Linked DNA regions of Homo sapiens: region 2 is linked to region 1. A link is a loop called in an ENCODE intact Hi-C map of the cell type or tissue named here. Cell type or tissue: heart left ventricle. All regions are shown on one strand. Each heading gives the region's core, and the rest is flanking DNA. Links, peaks and the distances in the headings are about the cores only. Region 1 has its middle 28 kb from the start of LINC01387. Region 2 overlaps L3MBTL4 (L3MBTL histone methyl-lysine binding protein 4).

What was found. Hi-C counts contacts between places; a loop is a spot of excess contacts. Peaks named below come from ENCODE experiments on the same cell type or tissue, not always from the same donor. Only the 100,000 strongest peaks of a DNase experiment are listed, where the experiment ranks them.
Region 2: a loop joins it to region 1, with 2.4 times the contacts of the local background. A loop is called at or near these places in 2 of 110 quality-filtered maps.

What each region holds. Positions count from the first base shown.
Region 1 is chr18:6,478,844-6,487,188 of GRCh38, reverse strand. No RefSeq gene overlaps it. Among named protein-coding and RNA genes, the nearest start is that of LINC01387, 28 kb to the left of the region's middle. RefSeq lists an enhancer at 4,483-4,542. In heart left ventricle, for the core only: CTCF peaks have their summits at 4,227 and 4,428 (motif pointing right); a DNase peak (open chromatin) is centred at 4,448.
Region 2 is chr18:6,289,861-6,298,205 of GRCh38, reverse strand. All of the region lies in intron 4 of L3MBTL4 (L3MBTL histone methyl-lysine binding protein 4), which reads left to right. Among named protein-coding and RNA genes, the nearest start is that of L3MBTL4-AS1, 37 kb to the right of the region's middle. In heart left ventricle, for the core only: no CTCF peak of the experiment used is centred there; no DNase peak of the experiment used is centred there; H3K4me3 peaks cover 249 bases; H3K27ac peaks cover 271 bases.

The sequences.
Region 1 (8,345 bases), core at 21-8,020:
ACCTGGGAGAATGGGAGTCTAGAAAAAGCAGAGTACTAAGAAAGCAGCAATGCATATTAAAGCTAGGTTTTCAGATTAACTCAGGAGTAGTTATTTAAAAAAGAAAAGGAGAGAGAGGGGCACTGATCTTTTAATCAAGAAAGCAACCTCCCTCCCCAAGTAGCAGATAGACAAGGAAGGTTCCAAGGGTTTGCATACAGTGTGAAATCACAGAGCCTAGAGCCATACATAAGCCTATGGGTTGTTGCCAAGGCCTGAGAGATGTTGCTAAGGATTTCTCTTTTTGAAGCCACAGAGGAGGAAAAGGAGGAATCATAATACTGAAAGATTAGTGAGATGGCTACCAGATTCTGACTTAGACCAGAGATTCTTAAGTGGAAATGTATGCGTCCCCAGGAGGGAGAATCAAAAAGTTTCAGATCCTGTAGCTCATAGAGTGACTTAAAAATCCTTCAATAATTTCCTATTGCTTTAAAAATAAAATCCAAACTCTTTATCACGACCTCCAGGGCTGAGCATGAGCTGGCTCTAAACCTCTTCCCAGCCTCATCTCTCACCTACAGCCTGAATGAAATGAGGCTCACTGTCTGTCTTCTGCCTGACAATTCTGACAAAACCCCACCCCTCCCTCCTTCAAAACTCGTGACTCTTTCTGTGCCATTTCACTCTCACCCTTGGGTCTGGGCTTGTCACTTCTCCCAGGGGATTTCTCTAAACCCTCCTCAAGGTGGCCTCCCTAATTACCTACTTTCTTATCACCCAGCAGTTGTTACACCTGTAATTATTTGGTTTATTCATTGTTCTATCTTTCCCCATTAGAATATTTATTCATTCCAATAGTTATTCATTCAAACTATTTGTATCGAGCCTACCATGTGCCTAGAACAGTGTTTACTTAGGATTTATCAGTGAACAAAACAAAGTTTCTCATACTCAGGGACCTTACCTGAGAGACAGGAGAAATGTATAATAAATAAGTAACACACCTAATATGTCCGATGATGACATTTGCTATGGAAAATGTGAAGCAGGGAAGGTCAGTACAGAGGGCTGGGGGTGGGGGGAGTTGCAATTTGATCAGATTTTGTAACATTTACCACTCTAACAACCAGAGCCCAGCCTGGTGTGAGGCATGGTGTAGCTGTTGCACAAATGTCGGGGAGGGAAGGAGGAAGGAAAAGCAAATTCCCAACCTGGGGACATTTCCACCACATACGTGATCATAGTCACATACTAGAGGAATGTGGGTGAGGGGAAAAAGTTGAGAGCCACTGCCTTAAATTTCATTGTTTGTAGGCTGGGCACAGTGGCTCATGCCTGTAATCCCAGCACTTTGGGAGGCCAAGGAGGGCAGATCACTGGAGGTGAGACCATCCTGGCCAACATGGTGAAACCCTGTCTCTACTAAAAATACAAAAATTAGCTAGGCGTAGTGGCGGGCACCTGCCATCCCAGCTACTTGGGAGGCTGAGGCAGGAGAATCACTTGAACCCGGGAGGCGGAGTTTGCAGTGAGTCGAGATTGTGCCATTGCACTCCAGCCGGGGCGACAAAAGCAAAACTCCGTCTCAATAAACAAACAAACAAACAAACAAACAAAAAAACAAACAAACTTCATTGTTTGTAAACTCACTTCTATGCACCCCACTGAAATACAATGATTTGTGTGCTAAAGTTTCTCTGCTTTTTATGAGGTTTCCTTCGTTATATGCTAGGATTGCTTCCAAGACTCACCAGACAATATGATAGTAAATATTCACATCAAATCTAGGCTGCATTTTGATTTAAGGCATATTAAAATAGAGGAAAATGTTGATCTTCTAATCAAGAAACAATTTTAATTACAGGTAATCAATGGAGAAACCATGATTTTCATTTGGATTTCAGCCAAAGCACTTGCCTTGTAATTCAGCCCCTCAGAAACTCTTGCTGCCTTGCAGGCAGTAAACAGTCCATAGAGGAAAAAGTGCTCATGGAGGGAGAGGCAGGCTTGGATGCTCTATGTGGAAACTCCAGAGGGCTAACAGCAGAGGTTGAAGAGTTCCAAGGCGCTGCTAAGACCGCCTAAGATGCTACATAGGAACCCCACTACTGCAACAAATTTTTCTTGTAGCGGGGAGTTTTAGATATTAATCTCTGAAGAGAAACTTGTACAAGGAGAAATGTCCATTATCGAGAAATTCCAGTGTATTTTGCATTTAAAATGTCCTGTTCCTATTTAAAACTAGTGGATCATCTCCAGAAATGTGTGTGATAAATAAGCCAACAATAACTCTCCCTCCCTGCCAAATGCCACATTAACAATGAAACCATTGATTTGCTCCTAGAACAAGTATGCTTTGTTCACCTGGACGAGAAACAAACTGACTACAGAATGTATTTTCACATGACAATGTTGAAAAATCCAGTGATTATTGCTCAGGGTCAAAACTTGTTATAACAAGCTCTGAGAGAATGCTGTCAGGGTTTGTGTGTCCTACAATTTGGTTGTATTGAATATTGCTTTTAATATGCCATTGCTATTGGCCTGGGAATCGTTCGGTGTAATGGAATTCAGCTTGTAGTTCCTTTAGACTTCTTAATTATTCATGCAAAATAGAGAAGGCTATTAATTATTCAATTAATCCCCCTCTGTGGGAAAATGCTATTTGGATTCTTATTATGCATTTTAGCTACCTAGTTAGACGTAATTAGCCAAATAAATGATAACTTTCGGTTTCCCAGGAACCTTTTATGCATAGTCTTAGTCTCAAGAATAGATTTCTAAATATACTATTATTTACAACAAAATTGCTAAAGTCAGAGTCTAGTAGTGCACTGATAATAAAAAGTGAGTGTGAGGGGAGATACTCTTTTATAGACTATAAAGGCTGAAAAGTCACCCACCTTTATTTATTCCCAGGCTTAGCCAAGCTTCCACATTTTTCCACCTACCCAATCAATCAATAATGCTACAATAATTTAGGAGGTCGTTATAAATCATCTGTAACATGTCCAAACTTTTTATTCCTGAGTAAATACTTGAACTGGGCTCCTGTTGCATGCCATTTCACAATGCTCAAGTTCTGCCTCTCTGAGGACGCTGACAGCTTCTCGCAGGTGCAATCTCACACCTGTGCACGCCTCTTCTTTCTTGCCTTTGGGTGTGATGGCGGCTGCCATGCAGGAGGCACCTTGGAGCACATTCTGGTATTTGCACCTGCATGATCATAACGTGGGGTCCAGCCTCCAATTCCCTGGAGAAGACAGTTCTGAGACATATTTCAAATGGCTCTTCAGAAGATCCAGGCTGGACAGAGCATTGACTGCCTGCCACGGTACCCCATTGGACAACACCTTCTTAATGCAACTTTCCCTCCTTCCCTGTTCTATGCCTCTGTCCCACAATCCTGTCCCTTCAAATAAACAGTCCATTTGTAAGCCTTCATCTCAGGCTCTGCTTCGTGGAGCAACCCAACTGCACACCACTATTTGGCTTATGTCTTTCTGACCAAACAAATATATCATTTTCCCTTCAAAGTCAAAACAGATACAATCAGAATAGAAAACCACTAAGCTAACAAACAGCCTCAGCAAAGTGCTAAGAGTGACTTCAAGAATCAAAAAAGAGGCTGGGCGCGGTGGTTCACGCCTGTAATCCCAGCACTGCGGGAGGCGGACGTGGGCAGATCACGTGGTCAGGAGATCGAGACCATCCTGGCCAACATGATGAAACCCTGTCTCCTCCAAAAATACAAAAATTAGCTGGGCATGGTGGCGGGCGCCTGTAATCCCAGCTACTCGGGAGGCTGAGGCAGGAGAATTGCTTGAACCCGGGAGTCGGAGGTTGCAGTGAGCTGAGATCACTCCACTGCACTCCAACCTGGTGTCAGAGCGAGACCCCGTCTCAAAAAAAAAAAAAAAAAAAAGAAGAAGAAGAAGAAGAAGAAAAAAATCAGAAAAGACGGACCATAGGGGAAGTCCTGGTCCTTTCTTCACCTGGTGAATATGATTGTGCATTTGCCAATCCCAGGCTGTCTGCCAGGGCAGGTACGTGGGGAATGTGAGCTGCTGCAGCCCTGCCACGCTCTCCCAGGCATCTCCACACAGCCAGTAAGTCTAGGACGGGTTGGAGTCTCACCTACAGGGCATGTGATTCTGTATATTGTTACCTTTATTGGATCATACACTCACAACAAAATAATAATTCTCTTCTTACAGTACTTAGAGCAATCATAATGTTTCCTCTGTGTGAGGTCCTGCCTGGCTGAGTCACCTACGCCAGACGGTGGCGAGTAACCCTTCAGACGTCATGTTTCTCCCAGCTTTCTTCACCAGCAAGAGTTATTTTGGCCAACCAGCCATCATTGGTCCCTGCCAGGAGGTCTGTAAGGCGGTCCTTGGGTGGGGCTGGGCCGACCCCGCAGGACCTCCCTGCAGGCCCTTCCCTCGTGAGCCAGCAGATGGTGCTGAGGCAGCACGGGACCCAGGACTGGGGCGGCCACGCACTTCCCAGGGAGCGAGGGTGAAATGCGATTCCTCCTTAGACGCTAAGCAGGGAGTGAATTGTGTAATCCTTAGTATTTCACACTTAAAATCTCCAGGGAATTTGTCTTGAACTAATTTCCAGCATTATTCATCCCAAAAGTTCAAAACCATTTCAAGGTTCTTGGATAACCTATGAAGCCAGAGGCCTTGTCTTGTTTACCCTTGTATGCCTGAGACCTAGCATGAGGCCTGGCACTTAGTAGGAGCTCTAGAAATGCTTCTGAAATGAACAAAGCATCTGCATAGATTCAGAAGGGCAAAAGTGGCTTGTTCAAAGCCACAGCCACAACCTTTAACCTGCCCTGGGCTTAAACCCAGTACTTCCGAAGTCCTGTCTGCTACTGTACCCTATCTGCCTGCAGTTTTCAGAAGAGCTGAATTATTGTCTTTATTATAGTTTATGAACATTTTTAAAGTTTTTCCTACATATGAATTTAACATATAAACCAGTGAGAAATTTGGATTCCATGTACAGAGAAATTCACTTTACAGGGATGTCTGTTTATTAATACATATGTGCCATATTTAATTGAAAGGGACAACTTCACATTAAGGTTCAAAAACTTCAATGTCTTTCTATTTAAAACTTCAGTATGGTATCATTATGCACAGGAGGAGAATTGCCTGATGGTAAAACTTCACTTCTCCAACAGCAGTGAAGATACAATAAGCCAATTCAATTTTTGTAGACCTCAGTGTATTTTTAGAAAATGTTAACCATTTTGAATCGGTAGCTTTCTTAAATGTGGCATGTATTTCTCATCAAGAAAAACGTGGAATAGAATTAAACTGATTCGTTATGGCTGAGCATCCTTTCTGTGTAGTGACAACCTTTGGGGCTACAGAGGCCATGTTTGACACCCTGTTTGCTCTACCCTATTGTCTCAATCCTGTTTTGATAAATAAACAACTCTGGGCTGCCTTATTGTTTCTGTTGCTTGTTTCTGCTTGCGTAGGTTTCTTTTTCTTCTCTTCAGCATCATGCTGTCTGCTCTTCTCCCCACTGTCTCTTTTTCATGTCCCTATGTCCAGTGCCCTTCACTGACAGTCAACCAAAGCCACACACAGCAAACCACTCCTAATCCACTGTGGTTTGTTTATAAGATGCAAATATTGGTAAAACTAGAAGAAGAGTAACATCTAAAACTGAGTGTCTTGCATTAAAACACAGTGCGAGAAATGTTGATAAGATTGTTAGCATGCCATACGTGATCTTTGAGACTTGGACTCGGATTACCTATTTTTGGAGCTCACAGGCTTTTTATTATATTTCCCTTTTTTTAATAGGAGGGTAGGATGGGGAGGGGGAAGGGTTAGGGGTCAAGAAGGGAGAAGGAGGCTAACTGTGTTTTATGTAGTGAGAATGCTGATGAACAACTTCCAGCTCTGTGAAGTTTTCATTTTTCTTGTTTATTGTGATTAATGTGCTTTACTTGTCCATTTAGCTGGTTTTTAAAAGTTTCATGTAAATATTTTTATTTTCATTTTATTATTTTTTAAAATAAATTTTATTGTGTATATTGGAGGTTTACAATTGGATATGGGATACATATAAATAGTAAATTGGTTACTAGAGAGAAACAAATTAACATAACTATCATCTCACATAGTTACAATATTTGTGTGCCAAGAGCAGCTAAAATCTACTTATTTAACAAAACTCTCTAATACAACGTACTTTTATTACCTATAGTCCTCATGTTACACATTAGATCTCTACCCTTGTCCATCCCACGTATCTGCTATTTTGTATCCTTTGACCTACATCTCCCAATTTCCTCCCACTGGTTACCACTGTTTTGTTCTCTATCTCTGCATATATGACCTTTCTGTTTTCTTAGATTCCACATATAAGTGAGATCATGCAATATTTTTCTTTCTCTGTCTGGCTTATTTCACTTCACATAATATCCTCCAGGTTCAACCATGTTGTGGCAAATGGCAGGATCTCCTTCTTTCTAAGGCTGAATTATTCTGTTGTGCGTGTGTTGGAATATTACAGTTTCTTTATCCATTCATCCGTTGACAGTTAGGTTGTTTTCATACCTTGACTGTTGTGAATAATGCTGTAGTGAACATAAGAGTGCAGGTATCTCTACTAGCGGGTGATTTAATCTCCTTTTAGTATAGGATTACTAGGTCATATGGTATGGTAGTTCTATTTTTAATTTCTTTAGAAACCTCCATACTGTTTTCCATAGTGGCTGCAGCAATCTACATTCCCACTAACAATGCATAAGTGTTCCCTTTTCTCCAACCCTCCCAACACTCTCTCCATTTGTTACCTCTTGTTTTTTTGATAATAGCCATCCTAAAGGGTGTGGGGTGGTATCTCATAGTGGTTTCAATTTGCGTTTTTTTTCTTGTTTTATTTATTTATTTATTTTGTTTGTTTGTTTTTCTGAGACAGGGTCTCACTCTGTTGCCCAGGGTGGAGTGCAGTGGTGCGATCATAGCTCACTGCAAACTCCCAGGCTCAAGCAATCCTGTTCTATCCTGCTATATTGCCCAGGCTGATCTCGAACTTCTGGGCTCAAGTGATCCTCCTGTCTCAGCCTCCTCAGTGACATGCGCCACTGTCAGGGCACTATTTCTGAATCAGGTTATTTGTTTTCTACTATTGAGTTTGATTTCTGATCGATTTTGGATATGAACCCCTTATCAGATGCATGGTGTCCAAATATATTCTATCATTCCATAGATTGTCTCTTCACCCTGTTGATTGTTTCCTTTGCTGTACAGAAGTTTTTTAAATTTTGATGACATCGCATTTATTCGTTTTTGCTTTTGTAGCCTGAGCTTTTGGTGTATTGTCAAAACAACAACAACAACAAACAAAACCTTTGCCAATGTCAATATCAAGGAGATTTTCCCCTATGTTCTCTTCTGGGAAATTTGTGGTTTCTTGTCCTATATTTAGGGTTTTTTTTTTTAACTTTGAGTTGATTTTTTTATGTAGTATAAGATAAGAGTCCAATTTCATTCTTTTGCATGTAAAAATCCAGTTTTTCCAGCACCACTCATTTATTTTTTAATTTTTAATTTTTTTAACTTTTATTTTAGGTTCAGGAATACATGTGCATGTTTGTTACATAGGTAAATTGCATGTCACAGGGGTTTGTTGTAAAATTATTTTGCCTATACAGGTAGTAAGCATAGTACCTGATAGGTAATTTTTTGATCCTCACCCTCCTACCTCTTTCCACCCTAAAGTAGCCCTTGGTGTGTGTTGTTCCATTCTTTGTGTCCATGTGTACTCAATGTTTAGCTCCAACTTATAAGTGAGAACATGCAGTATTCACTTTTCTGTTCCTGTGTTAGTTCACTAAGGATAACGGCCTCCAGCTCCATTCACGTTGCTGCAAAAAACAGAATTTCATCTTTTTTATGGCTGTGTAGTAGCCCATGGTATATATGTACCACATTTTTTTTATCCAGTCTACTATTGATGGGCTTTTACGCTGATTCCATGTCTTTGCTATTGTGAATAGCCTAGTATCTTCATTTATTGAAGAGACTATCCTTTTCCCATTGAGTCCTCATTTACCTGACTTTTAACTTTAGTAAGCTCTTGCCTAAATATTTTGGAAGTTCAGCACACCAGTGGTAAAGACAGTTTAAACAACAGTAGTGGACTGTGTGTTTTAAGGACTTAAGGAAAATAAAATCTCACAATTTTTAAATAAAAGAAGCCATGCCATAAATACTTGCCACGGTCCTGGAGAAAAGCCAGTATTTCAGGGGTAGCTATCACTGGAAACTGTAATTTTAGAAAAGGGGCTGAGAATCAAGGGTGCTGGTAGAGGACAGGATGTTCTA
Region 2 (8,345 bases), core at 144-8,143, 190 kb after region 1:
TAAAAAAACTGCTCATACTCCTTGCTGGTGGGATGGGGGAGACTGAGTCTTGGCATACTGCTACTAGGAGTAGAATTAGGTTCTGTTGTTTGGAGGACATACCGACAGTATTTATCAAAAGTGCTGAGTAAACATTTCCTTCAAGTCCACTTTTTGACATTTCTCCTAATGATATCAGCATGTGCATTCCATTTATGCATATGATAGTCATTGTGGTACTATTTGTAAATAATGAACAGTTGGAAATATTAATAATCCAAATGTCCAACAACTTAGGAAATAGGTACAACATTGTGTGTAGACAAGTATGTAGTCACTTAAATGCTTTGAAGAAATTTAAATTACACAAGAGGAAAAGCTTATGATAAAATATTAAGGGGAAGAGACCCCCAGGGGACTGGTCTGAATGATGGCTAAAATGAATTCACTTACCTGTAGAGTAAGAAAAGATGTTAACAATTATCATCTCTAAGTTGTTAGATAAAAAGTATATTGTCTATATTTTCCAATTATTATATTGCAAGTAGTATTTAATCATGTTGTAATCAGACAAACATTATTTAAAAATAAATTCAGAAACTCCTGAACTAAAAACTTTAATTTGTAAAATAGGGAGTGTTGTTGGAATATCTGTTCTTAGATATTTCTGAGTAAACTTTTATTTTTGGAAAAATTTTAGGATTACAGAAAAGTGGCAAATATAGTGTAGAAATAGTCCTGCATACCCTTCACCCAGTTTCTCCTAACATTAATATCTTAGGTGACCATGGAACATTTGTCAGAACTAAGTAACATTGACATCACTATTCACTAAACTATAGACTTCATTCAGATATCACCAGTTTTTCTACTAGTGTCCTTTTTCTGTCCCAAGACAGCCCAGAATATCACTTGGTATTTAGCATTGCATGTAGGTTTCTTCTACCGTTTATTCTTGTTTTGTTCTCTCATGTCCAGAAGTCGCCAGTAGCATCTAAGTTTCTTAAGAGCAACAGTATTTCCTCATCTGCCATCAACTCACCATGTCCCCACCATCTGTGTCTATAATCATCATTGCACTGAAACTATTCTTGTGTAGCTCACCAGCGCCTCATGGATAATCACTAATATTGTGTTAATTGATGGAACCAAGGACCTCCCAAATCAATGGAAGCTTTCATGCTCTTATTTTTCTTCCACTTGAAGATTGACTTAGACATTAAAACCGAACTCACTTTTGTTCCCCAGTGTTCAGTCTGCTTCTCTTATAATCCCTCGTCCTGTAGCACCATCATCAACCTGCAGTCAAACTAGAGTCCTGGAGACATCCTTACTCCTCCCTCCCATTTACCTGTGACTCCAACCCAGTGCCTTTTCTCAACTCATCCTTCTTGACATCTCTCAAATAATGTCTCCCCACCTTTGATTAGTTCCTGGTCACTTTTCAGTCTTTCTATACCCTCTTTTCCCCAACTAAGATTTATCTGAAATTCTGTTACTGGAGTGCCTCATAACCCCCCTTCCCTAGAATGTTACTGGAGACCCCTCACCACCTGGCACTTGTTTGTCACCTGCCACCAGGACCCCTGTCTGCTTTGCTGCAGCTGTATAGAACATGCAGTCTAGAACTTACTGTCTGAAGAAGTGCTTTCTCTGCCTGGAGGGGCTTTCTTCTGGCTGACTCCTTCAAAACCTCATTATCTTCTTAACTTTTCTTATTTTGTATTTTTCTCTCTATTTTATTTCTTCTCAGCATATCCTAGGGCAATTTGGTTTTTTAAAAAATAATCAGTTACGTAATATGCCAAATCTCCTACCTAAGTTAGATGTCTTTTAAGAAGGCATAGAATCAGTCCAATCAGACCAATAAAATCTATCCTTTACTATACTGAAGTCATAATTTACTAAAGCTCTAGAGTATTAATTAGCTAAAAGGCCTGAAGAAGCACAGATTCTAAAAGTGGTTAACTTATTATCAGGGAGTAGTTTTGGTGCCGGGGGATATGGCTTATTAAATGATTCTAGAAGCTTCAAAGGTGACTCCTTGAATAGTATCCTGGAGTCTTTTGTTGGAGGAGCTAGTTTACTTCCCGGGTGTAATGAGAGAAGCACTTTCTTGCAAAGTAATTATATGTCAGTGGATCTAATGTTGGTATTTTCTAAACTTTGTGAGGGACCTGTTCATTCCCACTGAGGTAATTCCTTACCTGAGAATGGGTATTAACAATAAAAAGGGGAAAACCAAATCAGTTTTACTTTATTCAAGTCCTATTAATACAGATGCCATTTACTATCATTAAGTAAACAGTTAAATATTTAGGCTGAACCGTTCATGAGAACTCTGCCCCCATGATCTAGTCACCTCCCACCAGGCCCACCTCCAGCACTGGAGATTACAGTTGTACATGAGATTTAGTGGGGACACAGATTCAAACCATATCAGCTACTTTGAACCTAAAGAATTATATTTCCACTGAGCCATGACACTCAGTGGAGGATTAACAGGGGACTTCTTTCTAAGTAAAGAACTTTTTGCAGGGGCACTTCAATAATTGAAGCCTCCACGTGCATTTTAATGAAAACACTACTTTCTAACAAGTAGTTTTCAGTATGTTCAAATAATTTCTTTGCTCTTGATACTGGTTTATAAGAGCTAAGCTTTCTACTTTTCTGATTCAAGGGCCCCCCTCCGTAGGATTCTGTCTCTTTTGGGTGAATTCGTGCTGGGAATAAAGATGCTTATAAAGGGAAGGAACATGTTTGTTTTCTTCCTGGAGTCAATCAGTAATAGCATCAATGAATTAAATTGTATAAAGCACAAAGATAGGCCAAGTGCTTGTATTCATAAAGGCTGTATATATATATATATATATATATATAGAGAGAGAGAGAGAGAGAGAGAGAGAGAGAGAGAGAGTTGTTGTTGTTGTTGTTGTTGCTGTTGTTTTGTTTTTGAGACAGAGTTTCACTCTTGTTGCCCAGGCTGGAGTGCAGTGGCACTATCCCGGCTCATTGCAACTTCCGCCTCCCAGGTTCAAACGATTCTCCTGCCCTAGCCTCCCAAGTAGCTAGGATTACAGGTGCCCGCCACCATGCCCAGATAATTTTTGTATTTTTAGTAGAAATGGGGTTTCACTGTGTTGTCCAGCCTGGTCTCAAACTCTTGACCTCGTGAACTGTCCACAATGGCTTCCCAAAATGCTGGGATTACAAGCGTGAACCACCGTGCCTGGCCTCTTAAAGGCTGTTTTATGAAAACAGTTTTTATGTGCCGGAGGAATTCATTAATATATGAAAGCAAACACCGTATTAAAATCTTTGCCTTATTAAAGAACTTCCTGTGACACCTTCAGATTATTAACGCCTTCATGCCATCCTACAGAGGAACCCCCTCTGAAGACAATACTAAGTCTCTCCTACATCTGTGATTAGAGGTCCCTGGTGGATAGTAAGAGTGCTGAACTCTGGAAAAGGGACTGAGTACCCTGTTTTGTTTTGTTTTGTTTTGTTTTGATTGATTGAGCAAAAGACAATGTCACAGAGCAGCACTTAGTTCTAGTGGAGACATTTGGGAAGCCTTCAAGCCCTGTAGGCAGTGCACTTACGTAGGGAGGGCCTGGTGGTGGCCAGACACCGTCTCCTGCTGAGTAAACATCCCCATCTTCCTTCCTGTGGGTTTTGCTCATTCTCTTCCTAAAGCCAGAGGTTTCTGTTTCATTTTGAGTTTGAATAAAGGATTCTTTTCATTAACATGCTTGATTTTTTAAAGCATATTTGATTTTTGCTCAGCATAATTACCTTCTGCTGCTGAAATTGAAGCTGCCACTTTGGTGCATTTTAATGCTCGCTCAGACCTAAACTTTTCATGTGAATATTTGGACCATGAGCTTATTTGCTGACATGCCTATTTTAAATGACTGCATCATCTCCCTGTGTGCTCTCTCTTAGCGCCACAGAGTGATCTTCTTCTCCTTTTTTAATTGATATTTTGTAAAGATTGGAAACTTTTTATATCAAACTTATAAAAAAGGCTGCAAATACAGGACAAAGATTTTTTTTTCTCCTGAATTAGAGAGTAAGTTGTCAATCCGATACCTCATCACCCCCGATACATTATTATGTATTTCCTACATATAAGAACATGCCCTGCCCAACCACAGTACGACCAATCCTTCCAAGCAGGAAATTAGCATTGATACATTACTCCCATCCAAGCTTCAAGCCTCATTTCAAGTTTCACCAGTTACTCCAGTAACATCCTTTATAGGAAACGGATTAGCTCAGAATCATATGTCACATTAAATTGTTGTGTATCTCCCGTCCCCTCAATCTGGAACAGTTCCTCAGCCTTTCCTGAACTTTTATGACCTGGACACTCTTGAAGATTACAGGCCAATTATTTTGTAAAATGTCTGTCAGTTTGGATTTGTCTGATACTGCCTCATGATTAAATTCAGGTTATGTATCTTGGGGGAAATATCACAGAAGGGATGCTTCCGTCGCCACTGCATCACAGTAGATGTCACATGATTTTGGGATGTCCCATTTATGAGGATAACTTTGATTTCTTGATTAAGGTAGTGTCTTCCAGGTTTTTCCACTATAAAGTCACAATTTTTCCTTTGGAATTAGTAAGTGTTTTATAGGGTGGTAATTCAAAACTAGAAATATCATTTTTTTTTTACAAATTTCTTTTTATTTATTTCTTAATGGACTCATGGCTTCTTATTTTATTCAGTGGATTTTAATCCTTTTTTTTCATTATTTTGGTGCTAAGGTTGTCCCCAGTTTGGCCAGTGAGTCCCCTTCAAGCTGGTTTTGGTGTCCTTTTGATTGTTTCTATTATTCTTCGAGCACTTCGACGTTTTCTGACACAAGATGTTTTAGGCTTATCTTGAACTCTCCTTGCCCCAGACGTTGAATCAGTCATTTCTCTAAAGAGCTGTGGCTCTTTTTATGTGGCCAGGGCTAGGTGTGTTCATTGCTATTAGGATGTCATTGCTCCCAGGCCCTCTCAGTGGACAGAGCTAAGGAAAGTCTGTTTGTATATTTATGAACACAGATGTCTATATGTTGAAGTTGAGTAAACTACAGAGATGAATTTCTATATTTAAAATGTTTTATTTGGGAAGAAAGAATTATAGTTGGGGTATACACTATAGTTGGGGTATGCACACAGACTGGGTGGTCTTTGTTATGTGTGAAGAACAAAGAGAAGGTTGGAGGTTTCATAAGAAGGAGGAAAGTTAGGTATTGCTTTAAAAGAAAGTTTTTTGGCACTAGTAAAGTTTTGGGGAACTGGCAAGCCCTGATTGGTGAGTGATGGCAGAGGGTAGAACTAGTCTTAGAGTTGGAGGAGGTGGTTTCAGTAGCCATTAAATAAAACTGGTTGCAGGTTATGGCACGTGGCTTCAGCAGCCAGGCTTTCAGAGATTAATATGCTTGGAGCAATGTTGTGTTCCCTGAGTACTTTGTCCTCCTGGCTTCTTGACTCTGTCTTAGTTGGTTATGACAAGAATGACCCAGTTTATGTGATTAACTTTCACATTTCCCCCTTTTGATCAAAACCTGTTTCTGAAAGTATTGGTGACAAACTATTTTGAAGTTAGGTTAATTGTCCCTTGATAGTAGGACCTATCCTAGTTGTCTCTGTCCTACAATAGGGGGAAGGTATGGGGGTCTATATCAGGGATCTGGGCCATATCTGAGTAACAAAGAGGCCAGAAGGAAAATTTTTCTCAGATTTGTTTGGAATCCAGCATCAAATTCCTGCTTGTCAGTTTCATAGGCATCGGCAGTCATCTCCAGGTGTTGAGCCAACATTATTCTATTAGGAGAGTCGACTTTACAAATATTAGACAGGAAATGAGAACAATGTGTAGAAATCATAATGCAAAAAATAATTAGCAACAATGTAATAAATCTAGTTTGAATAATAATTCAAAACCTCAAACCTAATTTTGAAGGTAATCAACTAAAGAAACCTGAAGACCATGGGAGAAACTTGGTGAAACCTGTCGTAGCCATTGAGTAGCGTTTTATGACTGTGTTGAATTTATTTTTTTATTTTTAATTGATGCATGCTACATGTACGTAGTTTGTAGCACATGTGATAATTTAATAGATTGATATAATTTGTAAAGATCAAAATTAGTCTACTGGAGATATCCATCGCTTTAAATATGTCTTCATGCTTAGAAATATTTGAATTATTCTCTTCTAGCTATGTTAGTGGTGTTGGTGTTGAATTGCTTGAGCTCCTTACATATTTGTCAGATGGATAGTTTGAAAATGTTTTCCCCCATTCTGTGGGTTGTCTCTTCACTTTGTTGATGGTTCCTTTCGCTGTACAGAAAGTTTTTAGCTTGGTATAATCCCATTTGTCTATTTTTGATTTGGTTGTCTGTGCTTTTGAGGTCTTACAAAGAAAATCTTTGCCCAGACTAATGTTCTGGAGCATTTCTTCAATGTTTTCTTCTAGTAGCTTCATAGTTTCAGGTCTTAGATTTTTGTCTTTAATCCATTTTGATTTGATTTCTGTGTATGGTGAGAGATACGGGTCCAGTTTCATTCCTCTGCATATGGATATCCAGTTTCCCCAGCACCATTTATTGAAGCGAATGTCCTTTCCCCATTGTATGTTCTTGGTGCATTTTGTTGAAGATAAGTTGGCTATAAGTGCATGGATTTATACCTGGGTTCTCTGTTGTGTTCCATCAGTCTGTGTGTCTGTTTCTATGCCAGTACCATGCTGATTTGGTTACTATAGTTTTATAGTAAATTTTGAAGTCAGGTAGTGAGATGCCTCCAGCTTTGCTCTTTTTGCTCAGGATTGCTTTGGCTGTTTGGGGTCTTTTGTGGTTGACTGGGTTGAATTAAAGCGAACAATGACAACTCTACTAAAGGGATCAGCAGTACAATTTGAATACACAGTCATGTCAGGGATATTGTCAAGGTTGCCAACTAGATGAACTGAAAGGATTTCTTAGGCTGGAGTTTGTCAAGTTACCTATAGCATTTACTAATTGGGAAATTTTAATTGCAGCATTATTTTGTCAAGTCAGAAAGGTAGAAAAAGGGGCGAGATTCCATGTGGTAGGGAGCCTTGTTCCCGTATCTTGAGAAAAGCTGTCTACAACGTGAAAAATGTCAGTTTCTCATCCTGGTTTGCAATTTGAATGTCTCTAGTTACAGCTTTGGGCAGTTTGGTGAACTTTCTGTGTGGCCTCTACATCAGGCACAAGACTTGTTCCTTAAAATTTATTTAGTTTAAGTTTATATAGGGCTTCAGAATACAGCAGTACCTGTTTTAGTAATTTTATATTAGAAAGTTGGATGGGATGAACCTAGAACTTAGGATCTAGTCTAGACCATAGGTAGATAATAAGAACTTGCAGCTCGCTGGGCATGGTGGCTCACTCCTGTAATCCTAGTAGTTTGGGAGGCCGAGACGGGTGGATCACCTGAGGTCAGGAGTTCGAGACAAGCCTGGCCAACATGATGAAACCCTGTCTCTACTAAAAATACAAAAATTAGCTGGGCATGGTGGTGTATGCCTGTAGTCCCAGCTAATTGGGAGGCTGAGGCAGGAGAATTGGTTGAACCTGGGAGGTTGAGGTTGCAATGAGCTGAGATGGCACCACTGCTCTCCAACCTGGGTGATAGAGCGAGACTCTGTCTCAAAAAATTAAAAAAAAAAAATAAAAGAATTCCAGTCAGTTCACTTGTAAAATTAAAGTCATTCATGTAGCCATAGTGATAATCAAAAAGCTGTGAAAAGCAATACAGAGAATTAAATGGAAAACATCCTTAATTCTTTTAAAGCTTAGTTTTTGTTTTGTTTAGTTTTTAAGTAATCAAAAACCTAATAAAGGCAACACAGGAAATTATATTGATAAACTATACACTCTGTTTCTTAGGCAAGCTACCAAAAAGGTAAAAAAAAAAAAAAACCCTTCTGCAGTCTGATTGTTCCTTTTTATAGGAAGCTCATTTAGGTAACCTGGAAGTAGGCTGGGCACGGCACCTCATGCCTGTAACCCAGGCACTTTGGGAGATCCAGGTGGTAGGATCGTTTGAGCCCAGGAGATCAGCCTGGGCAACCTAGTGAGACCTTGTCTCTACAAGAAATAAACAAAATTAGCCGGGTGTGGTGACACGTGTCTGTGGTCCCAGCCACTCAGGAGGCTGAGGCCAGAGGATTCCTTGAGCTCAAGAGGTTGAAGCTGTGAGTTATGATCACACCATTGCACTCAAGCCTAGGCAACAGAGCAAGTCCCTGTCTCAAACAAACAAAAACAAAAAACAAAGAAACAAAAAGATAACCTGGAAGTGAAATCTGATGAAAGGTTACTTGATCAGATACA